Linked DNA regions of Homo sapiens: region 2 is linked to region 1. A link is an interaction called in ENCODE POLR2A ChIA-PET data of the cell type or tissue named here. Cell type or tissue: CD4-positive, alpha-beta T cell. All regions are shown on one strand. Links, peaks and the distances in the headings refer to the core of each region. The heading gives the core; the rest is flanking DNA.

What was found. ChIA-PET counts read pairs that join two places held together with the same protein. Peaks named below come from ENCODE experiments on the same cell type or tissue, not always from the same donor. Only the 100,000 strongest peaks of a DNase experiment are listed, where the experiment ranks them.
Region 2: POLR2A ChIA-PET joins it to region 1 with 6 read pairs; 3 of 35 experiments call an interaction of 5 or more read pairs at or near these places.

The regions. Positions count from the first base shown.
Region 1 is chr15:64,712,045-64,720,148 of GRCh38, reverse strand. LOC124903507 (a long non-coding RNA gene) reads right to left here. Exons shown (of 3, transcript XR_007064679.1): 2 at 7,444-7,572; 3 at 1-2,083. Among named protein-coding and RNA genes, the nearest start is that of OAZ2, 13 kb to the right of the region's middle. RefSeq lists an enhancer at 1,582-2,082. In CD4-positive, alpha-beta T cell, for the core only: no CTCF peak of the experiment used is centred there; no DNase peak of the experiment used is centred there; H3K27ac peaks cover 636 bases.
Region 2 is chr15:64,129,477-64,131,976 of GRCh38, reverse strand. SNX1 (sorting nexin 1) reads right to left here. Exons shown (of 15, transcript NM_003099.5): 9 at 1,948-2,061; 10 at 1,656-1,749; 11 at 85-290. Among named protein-coding and RNA genes, the nearest start is that of SNX22, 21 kb to the left of the region's middle. In CD4-positive, alpha-beta T cell, for the core only: no CTCF peak of the experiment used is centred there; no DNase peak of the experiment used is centred there.

The sequences.
Region 1 (8,104 bases), core at 2,121-4,620:
AAGGGAGGGTGCAGAAAAGCTGATGGGAGGACATGAAATCCCATCTTTATTTGCTTATAGATAGGCCTGGCTGGGGTAGAAATGTGCTCGCTACAAACAGTGGCCCTCTTAGTTTCTTTCGTGTCCCCACTTTTTTTTTTTTTTTTTTTTAGTAGAGATGGGGTTTCTCCATGTTGCCCAGTTTGGTCTTAAACTCCTGGGCTCAAGTGATCCACCTGCCTCGGCCTCCCGAAGTGCTGGGATTACAGGCGTGAGCCACCACACCTGGCCATATCCCCACTTTTGAATGAGACGAGGGTACAGAAAACAGTGTAATAACCATTCAAGTGTGATGAGCAACAGCAACTCATACTCGGCCTCACTGCTGGAGACAATACAGAGTGGTGTGGACAGTGGCAAAATGGACAGTCCAAGGTCTTTCTAAAGGGTGGTCATTATTCAGCCCCATCAGCTGTGGTCCTGGGGCCATATGCATCAATGTTAGCCATATCGTCTGATTTTTCAAGAGACTGTAGAAATTGGGATTTTTTTTTTTTTTTTTTTTTTGAGACGGAGTTTCGCTCTGTCGCCCAGGCTGGAGTGCAGTGGTGTGATCTCAGCTCACGGCAACCTCCGCCCCCCAGGTTCAAGCGATTCTCCTGCCTCAGCCCCCCAAGCAGCTGGGTAGCTGGGACTGCAGGCATGGACCACCACACCTGGCTAATTCTTGTATTTTTAGTAGAGACGGGGTTTTGTCATGTTGGCCAGGCTGGTCTTGAACTCCTGACCTCAGGTGATCCACCTGCCTCGGCCTCCCAAAGTACTGGGATTATAGGCCTGAGCCACCTCACCCAGCCTCGGCTCAAACATTTCTTAAATGCTGTGTTGGCCAAATAAGCCATGTGCCTGCGGGCTGCATTTGGCCTATGGGCTGTTAGTTTGTGTTCTCTGTTTCAGAGTTTCTTGTCTTTGTATATCATCCCCGGCATGCCACTGGCTCTACGATCTACGTGGCTGTGGAGGATCCTGGCCTTCTTAGGTAGATGCTGTGAGAATGGCTGACTTCACTCCCCATGTCTAGTTTGCACCCATATTCTGATATCCAGTTAGTAATAGAGCTCTGCCAAGAAGCTGAGGGCTTAGCAGAAGGTTCCAGAAGCATCCCAGGGAAGTCAGTCAATCTAGATTCATTAGACGCCAAGACCCCTCCAGGGATTTGGTCCTGAGGCCTTCAGAGTCTTTCTCTCAGGCGTCAGGGCGGGTTCTTGTGCCTCTCCCAGGACAGAGCCCAGTGGGAACACAGGTTGGTGACTGTTTCTCAAAGGGCTTTGTCCTGTGACTGAAGCCAAGCAAGGGAGTCAGACACATGAAAACACACACACACACACACACACACACACACACACACACACACACCATCCCCCATACTTCCCAGACCTTTTCCCACGCAGTCCCAGGGCGGCCAGAAGGGCAGCTGGTCGTGGGAATGAACCGCAGCCTCCTCCCCCACTGGCAGCTCCACCCCGCTCCATCTACTCCTGGCCGTGCTGTCCCACCCCCAACCCCCTTATTACTTCCAGAGAAGGAAGTAGCAGAACAATGTGGCACATCAGAGAATGGGCACAGAGCCCAGAGCCCCGTGCCCAGGATGGGTCCCCAGCAGGCCGTGGGCTCTGATCCCTGGCTGCCCCGCTCCTGCTCAGGCGGCTTCCCCAAGGTGGCTTCCTAGACCTTCTCTCCATCTCTGGAAGCTCGGCATGGCGGCCACTCTTCTGCCTTTCCGAGGTTGGCCTCTTCCCCGTTGTGCGGTAGCCAGCGTGTGACCTACTTCCTTCCGTCCTTCCTCACCCACACTCCCCACACTCCATTTGGATAGAGTTCCCAGTCTGAGGGGCTGAAGCCAGGCTTTGATGGGGATTTTGGCCAGCGGGAGCAGGTGGGAAGAAAGGGTGATATTTTCTGAAGTTTTTCTCCAGAGGTCAGGCAAGGCAAGTTGTGAGAACAGAGATGGGGTTGGCTCAAGGGCGCCAGGGCCCCGAGGTCTCATTCTTGCTTCTGGATGGGGCTGTCTCTGCCTTGGCAGACGAGTGGAAATGCTCACAGGCTAGAGGAACAGAAAAAAAAATCACTAGTCATGCCCAGCTTCCTGGAGCTGGGAAGTTGGTGGGAACCATTACTTTTGTTTTTCCTGTTGGTCTAAAATAATGTTTTGCCTGGGACCGGAACCCTACGCCCCAGGCAGGACTACCCCTCACTCACTTCCAGCTCTAGTGCTTTCAACTGCTTCACCTTCCGCCAGGCGCTTCCTGCCCTGTGAGCCAAGGGGCAGGGCTCCTCACAAGTCTTTTGCTGCCTCTAGAAGCCAGTTCCTCCCTCCGCCCCCAACCATGATCCTGACTCAAGGGTTGGTAGTGGGATCCAAGCTAGACCTTATGAGGTGGCTCAAGTGACCACTTGGAAAAGTCTTTATCGCGGAAAAGAACCCTAAGAGTCTACTCCCAACCTCAAATTTTAGCTGAGAAACAGAGGTACAAAGAGCACATGTGCCTTGCCAGGATCAGCAGCCAGGAAAAGGGGGAGAACCAGGACTCGCAGGTTTTCTGACTCTTTGGTGATGTCCTTAAGGAACACCGTGCAATGTTGAAAGGCAGCTTTGGGAGGGAGCAGAAGAAAAATGCCAGGCTCTTGACATCCTGATCTTGCTTGGGCCTCAGAGAACCTTTATTTTTAATTTCCTTTTTCAGGGCTTTGGGCTCTATTTTCACCTTGAAAAAGTGGCGTTGAATTGTCTTTGTTCTCAGCAGAGAGCTGACACCTGTTCTTCTCAGCGCCTCCTGCACTCGCGGGCTGAGCGGCCCACTTCTGCACTGATGCTGCTGTCTTCTCGTGCTTCTGCCTTGTTTCAGATATGTAAGTTACATCTCTCCAACTCTGCTGTAAGCTTTCATGCTTTAAATTTCTTCACTGAATTTTGCCATACACAAAAGTATTCACTGAGCACCTCATGTGGCCCAGGCTCTTCGCTTCTTACCCACCTGGAGCTTTCAGTCCAACACGAGTGTCACACAATGAACATGGAAGCAGCAGATGAATGCATTACAGATATGCCATGAGGGAATACACAGGGAACAGGGATGCTGCCAAGGGCTCTCTGAGGATGGGGAGCCAGCCCCGCCTCAGGAGGATCTGGGGAAGGGTGGTCCAGGTCAGGGAATAGTAAGAGGCTGGTCCTGTTTGAGGCCCTGAGAAGAAGCCAGGGTTGCTCCACCAAAGAGAGGAGCACAGGATGAGGCTGGAGGGGCAGGAGGGCTTAGATCCTCTAGGGCTTTTTTGTTTTGTTTTGTTTTTAGAGAGAGGGTCTCCCTCTGCTGCCCAGATGTCTCACTCTGCTACAGTACAGTGGTGCAGTCATACATAGCTCAGTTGCAGCCTCAAATTCCCGGGCTTATGTGATCCTCCCACCTCAGCCTCCTGGGAGTAGCTGGGACTACAGGAGTGTGCCACCATGCCTGGCTAATTATTAACTTTTTTTGTAGAGATAGGCTCTCCCTATGTTGCCCAGTCTGGTCTCAAACTCCTGGGCTCAAATGATCCTCCCACTTCAGCCTCCTGAATAGCTAGGACTACATGTATGCACCACAACACTTGGCCAGCTTTTTTTTTTTTTTTCCTGTCTTGAGACTGAGCCTCAGTCCGTTGCCCAGGCTGGAGTGCAGTGGCGCGATCGCAGCTCACTGCAACCTTCACCTCCTGGGTTCAAGAGAGTCTCCTGCCTCAGTCTCCCGAGTAGCTGGGACCACAGGTGTGCACCACCACGCCTGGCTAATGTTTGTATTTTTAGGAGAGGTGGAGGTCTCAAACTTCTGGCCTCAAGTGATCCGCCCACCTCAGCCTCCCAAAGTGCTGGGATTATAGGTGTGAGCCACTGCGGCTGGGCTAATTTTGTTTTTTGTAGAGACAAGTTCTCACTATGTTGCCCAGGCTAGTCTTGAACTCCTGGGCTCAAGTGATCCTCCTGCCTTGGCCTCCCAAAGTGTTAGGATTACAGAAGTAAGCTTCTGGGCTCAGCTCACATTTTTTAATACATTTTATTACATTTATATGTATGGTTTTTACCTACATGCCAACTTAGCACATCATATATATATATATATATATATACACACACACACACACACACACACACACACGTGTATATATATATATACGTGTATATATATACGTGTATATATATATACGTGTGTATATATATACGTGTATATATATACGTGTGTATATATATACGTGTACATATATACGTGTGTATATATATACGTGTGTATATATATACGTGTATATATATATATACGTGTGTATATATATACACATGTCTTGCTCTGTCACCGAGGCTGGAGTGCAGTGGTGTTGATCTCAGCTCACTGCAACCTCCATCTTCCAGGGTCAAGTGATTTTCCCACCTCAGCCTCTCAAGTAGCTGGGACTACAGGTACATGCCATCACGCCTGGCTAATTTTTGGTGGACTCAGGATTTCACCATGTTGGCCAGGCTAGTCTCAAACTCCTGGCCTCAAGTGATCCACCCGCCTTGGCCTCCCAAAGTGCTGAGATTACAGGCGTGAGCCACCACGTCCCGCCAATAAAATGTTTAGTTAAAAAAACTGGCTGGGCCCGGTGGCTCACACCTGTAATCCCAGCACTTTGGGAGGCTGAGGTGGGTGGATCACGAGGTCAAGAGATCGAAACCATCTTGGCTAACATGGTGAAATCCCGTCTCTACTAAAAATACAAAAAATTAGCCGGGCATGGTGGCGGGCACTTGTAGTCCCAGCTACTCAGGAGGCTGAGGCAGGAGAATGGCGTGAACCTGGGAGGCGGAGCTTGCAGTGAGCCGAGATCACGCCACTGCACTCCAGCCGGGACGACAGAGTGAGACTCCATCTCAAAAAAAAAAAAAAAAAACTACAGGCCGGGTGCAGTGGCTCACGCCTGTAATCCAAGCACTTTGGGATGCTGAGGCAGGTGGATCATGAGGTCAGAAGATTGAGACCATCCTGGCTAATACAAAAAAATACAATATATACAAAAAAATACAATATAATAAAAAAAATACAAAAAATTAGCTGAGCATGGTGGCAGGCACCTGTAGTCCCAGCTACTCGGGAGGCTGAGGCAGGAGAATGGCGTGAACCCAGGAGGTGGAACTTGCAGTGAGCCGAGATTGAGCCACTGTACTCCAGTCTGGGCGACAGAGACTCTGTCTCAAAAAAACAAAAACAAAAACAAAACCTATATAGACTGGTCATCATGGTGAAACCCCATCTCCACTAAAAATACAAAAATTGGCAGGGCGCAGTGGCTCATGCCTGTAATCCCAGCATTTTGGGAGGCCGAGGCGGGCAGATCACCTGAGATCCAGAGTTCGAGACCAGCCTGGCCAACGTAGTAAAACCCTGTCTCTACTAAAAATACAAAAATTAGCCAGGAGTGATGGTGCATGCCTGTAATCACAGCTACTCGGGAGGGTGAGGCAGGATAATTGCTTGAACCTGGGGGGTGGAGGTTGCAGTGAGCCGAGATCACGCCATTGCACTCTAGCCTGGGCAACAAGGGCAAAACTGTCTCAAAAAAAAAAAAAAAAAAAAAGTAGTTGGGTGTAGTGGCGTACACCTGTAATCCCAGCTACCCAGGAGGCTGAGGCACAAGAATTGCTTGAACTCGGGAGGCAGAGGTTGCAGTGAGCCAAGACGGTGCCACTGCACTCCAGCATGGGCAGCACAGCAAGACTCTATCTCAAAAAGAGAAAAAAAGGCTGGGCACGGTGGCTCACGCCTGTAATCCCAGCACTTTGGGAGGCCAAGGCAGGCGGATCACGAGGTCAGGAGATCGAGACCATCTCCACTAAAAATACAAAAAAATTAGCCGGGCATGGTGGCGGGCGCCTGTAGTCCCAGCTACTCGGGAGGCTGAGGCAGGAGAATGGCATGAACCCGGTAGGCGGAGCTTGCCGTGAGCCGAGATTGCACCACTGCACTCCAGCCTGGGTGACAGAGTGAGACTCCGTCTCAAAAAAAAAAAAACAAAAAAACGCTTTATTGAGGTAATTGTAGACTTACATGCAATAAGAAGTAATAGTGAGAGATCCCTTACACACTTTTCCCAGTTACCCCAGTGGTAGCATTCTACAAAACTATCGCACAGTATCATAACCAGGATATCGACATTGATAAAATCCACCAAACTTACTCAGATGTCCCCAGTTTTATTTGTACTAGTGTGTGAGTGTGTGTGTGTGTGTGTGTGTGTATGGGTGTGTAGTTCAATACAATTTCATCACACATGTAGGTTCGTATATCCTCCACTGCTGAACAGTTCCAATACCACAAAGATCCCTCAGGGTTGCCCTTTGATATCCACACGTGTTTCCCTCCTGACTCCTCCCAGGCCCCATTCCAAACTCCTGGCAACCTTCATTTTGAAAATTTTGTTATCTCTCTCTTTTTTTTTTGGGGGGATGGAATTTCGCTTTTGTTGTCCAGGCTGGAAGCAATGGAGCAATCTTGGCTCACTGCAACCTACGCCTTCCGGGTTCAAGAGATTCTCCTGCCTCAGCCTTCCGAGTAACTGAGATTATAGGTGCCCACCACCACAGTGACTGATTTTTTTAAATTTTTGGTAGAGATGGGGTTTTGCCATATTGACCAGGCTGGTCTCAAACTCCTGGCCTCAGGTGATCTGCCCATCTCGGCCTCCCACAGTGCTAGGATTATAGGCGTGAGCTACCATGCCCGGTCGAAAATTTTGTCATTTCAAAAACCGTTATATAAGGCCGGGTGCGGTGGCTCACACCTGTAATCCCAGCACTTTGGAAGCCCGAGGCAGGTGAATCATCTGAGGCCAGAAGTTCAAGACCAGCCTGGCCAACATGGTGAAACCCCGTCTCTCCTAAAAATAAAAAAATTAGCCAGTCATGGTGGTACACACCTGTAATCACAGCTACTCAGGAGGCTGAGGCAGGAGAATTGCTTGAACCCAGGAGGCGAAGGCTGCAGTGGACGAGATTGTGCCACTGCACTCCAACGTGGGTGACAGAACGAGACCCTGTCTCAAAAAACAAAAAAACCAGGCTGGGCGTGGTGACTCCCGCCTGTAATCCCAGCACTTTGGGAGGCTGAGGTGGGCGGATCACGAGGTCAGGAGATCGAGACCATCCTGGCTAACACGGTGAAACCCCGTCTCTACTAAAAATACAAAAGATTAGCCAGGCGTGGTAGCGGGCACCTGTAGTCCCAGCTACTTGGGAGGGAGGCTGAGGCAGGAGAATGGCATGAACCCAGGAGGCAGAGCTTGCAGTGAGCCGAGATTGCGCCACTGCACTCCAGCATGGGCTACAGCGCGAGACTGTGTCTCAAAAAACAAAAACAAAAAAACAAGCTGTTATATAAATAGAATCATACAGTATGTAACCTTTTTAAAATCAGGGCCAGGCTCGTTGGCTCATGTCTGTAATCCCAGCACTTTGGGAGGATGCGGCAGGAGGATTGCTTGATTCCAGGAGTTTCAGACCAGCCTGGGCAACATAGTGAGATCCCATCTCTACAAAAAATAAAAAAATTAGCCTGATGTGGTGCACACTTATAGTCCCAGCTACTTGTGAGGCTGAGGTGGGAGGATCACTTGAGATTGGAAGTTAGAGGTGAGGCTGCAGTGAACTGTGATCATGCCACTACATGCCAGTCTGGGCCACAGAGTGAGACCCTGTCTCAAAACAACAACAAATAACCAGCATAATTCCTTGGAGAGTCATCCAAGTTGCTGTGTGTTGATAGTTCATTCCTGTTTGTTGCTGAGCAATATTCCATGGTGTGGATGCACCATGGTTTCTTTAACCATTCACCTACTGAAGGATACCTGAGCTAATTTTAAGTTTTTGCTATTATTATGGATAAAGCTGCTATGAACATATATGTACCGGTTTTTGTGTGAACATAAGTCTTCATTTCTCTGGGATAAATGCCCAGGCATGCAATTTCTTGGTCATGTGGTAGCTGCATGTTTAGTTTTTTAAGAAAATGCCAAACTGTTTTCCAGAGTGACTATGTTACTTTTTTTTTTTTTTTTTTTTTTG
Region 2 (2,500 bases), core at 1-2,500, 590 kb after region 1:
GATGAAACTGTCTTGGGAAGGGGACCAGCAAAGGAAAAACAAATCAAATCAAGGGAAGGAGGAGAAAAGGAAACAGAAGCTTACGCGGACTATGGCCAGGAGGCGAATGTAGTCACTCAGGAGCTCAGCAAGGAGGAAGAAGTCATTGTTGGCCTGTTCCTGGTGGAGCTGCTCAATTTTTTCTTCCACCTCAGCCAGCTGGGAGAGTGCCCGTGACAATGCCGTGTTGTCCTCAGAGCTCCCAAGCATGGCTAGACTCTTTGCAAACTGGGCTGTGTTCAGCGCTAGCTCTGGAAGGAGGAAAAGACAGCAGAGGCCTCTCTGATCTCACAAGGAAAAGGGACAAATCAGCTGACACTGCATGGCATGTCTTAGCAATGCCGCCCACTGCATATCTGGGAACTGAGGGCTCTGCAACCCAGTCACTTACACCACAGTTAACTGTATTCAGAGAGTAAAGAGAATGTGGCCTGGTCACAGGAGCAGGAGGGAGAGGCACCAGCTGTCCTGAGTTTCACTGGGTTAGGCCTACCTGAAGGAAGCAGCTCCAATATCCCTGGAGAACCAAAGCCCAGTTGTTAAATAACAAACAGGCCAAAGAAACTATTCTTATATTTATGTTGAAGCTCATGAGTGGTAGCCTCTCTGTACAAGAGAGAAGAGTGAATACATGTGCACATCGTATAGTCTTGCACGTTCTAGAGTAGGGCAAACTTTGTGTAAAGGAGTGCAGTGGCGCCATCTCAGCTCACTGTAACCTCCGCCTCCCGGGTTCAAGCAATTCTCTGCCTCAGCCTCCCAAGCAGATGGGATTACAGATGCCCACCACCACACCTGGCTAATTTTTTCTATTTTTAGCAGAGACAGGGTTTCACCATCTTGGCCAGGCTGGCCTTGAACTCCTGACCTCGTGACCCACCTGCCTCGGCCTCCCAAATTGCTGGGATTACAGGCGTGAGCCACCGCGACCGGCTAATAATAAATTTTTTAGATTTTGAAGGCTACACATAGTCTGCTACAGATTCTTTTCTCCCCTCATTCATTCCTTTAAAAATGTAAAAACCTAAATTTGTAGCTCATGGCAATAGGAACCAGGGTCAGATTTGGCCCATGGGCCAGATTATACTTTGCCAACCCTTACTTACCCTGGCCTCATGCTATGGGTCTTCTGTCTGTTTCAATTTCTAATTATCAGCATGTTTAAGGCAAAGAGGGAAAAGATTCAAACTGGGAAAATTTCACAAGCTCTTAAGCAAATTTCACTAAAGAGAGATGCAGAAGGATTAGGAGACAGGTGGTTTCCTTGCATTTACGCATTGCTGGTTTGACCATGTAGCTCAAGCATGTATGACATCATTTTGGATGTAAGCCATCAAGTCAAAATCAACAGAAGCCCATATCCCAGGTCATGCTGTATCTGGGATGGCTTCCCTGCACCCCTCCCAGGTAGAAAGCACAATGCCCACAGTGGTTGAATCATGTTTTCTGCCAGGAGACACAGGGCATACCTTTTTTTTATCAGAACATCAAGGACCAGGTGGGCTGAGAATTTCAACTTGGATGGCTGAGAGGATTGGAACAGCATGCCCTCGCATCTCCAGTTCACTAGAGACAACAATTTCCCCTAGCTCCAAGTGCATTTCAGAGCTTGTTACCTTTCCTATGGTTGACTAGAGTTTCTACAACAGCATGCAGTTTCCGTAAGCGCTGCTCCTCACACTCTACCTCCTGGAGCTTCTCCTCAAACCACTGAAACACAAAAGCCCAGAACTTTAATGAGATTACTTTTATGGGTGCAGTACAGTCTTTCTTTAGCAGTTGTTTCTCAAAAAGGGACTGAAAAATCTTATAAAAAAGTTTCTAATCTCAGAAATTTCAGGACTCCTTAGGGGTTCTGACCCATAAGCCTGAGGTGTAGGTGGAGGTAAGAGGCACAGGGCTACTCACAATGTCTGATTCATTCATCTTGATGGTCATTTTGCTGACGGCATCTGTGGCTTTGTTGAACATCTTGAGGAGACCAGCACCACTCAATGTCTGGGTACCCACGGCACGTGGCAGCTACAAGACCAAGAAGGCAGGGATGGCAAGTTATCTGCTGCCCCTATTTTAGGTTCAGAAGAATTAGTATCCATCAGATGGCATGCCAAAACTTGCCAGACAAATTATTTGAACTGTAAATTGTTTTCAAAGGCAGTCTGAGGAATCCACAACTAACATGTCCATACAGAAAAATCAAAGAACCATGTTAAAAAGAATCAGCAACATTTTCAGCTTTTGATATTTTATACAGAAAAAAAGTAGACTGGGGTGTTACGTGGCCAGGTGACCTCAAATTGAGATTGTCTGCCTACCCAGGCATGAACTGCTTAAGTACCAAGCATACTCTTGTTAAAAGTCAAAAGTTCCCTTGGATTAGCACACTTTGTACAAAACCAGACTTAAAAGTCTTAAGACACTGAAATCGTGCTGTGTTCGAATTTTCTTCAGTGAACAAATA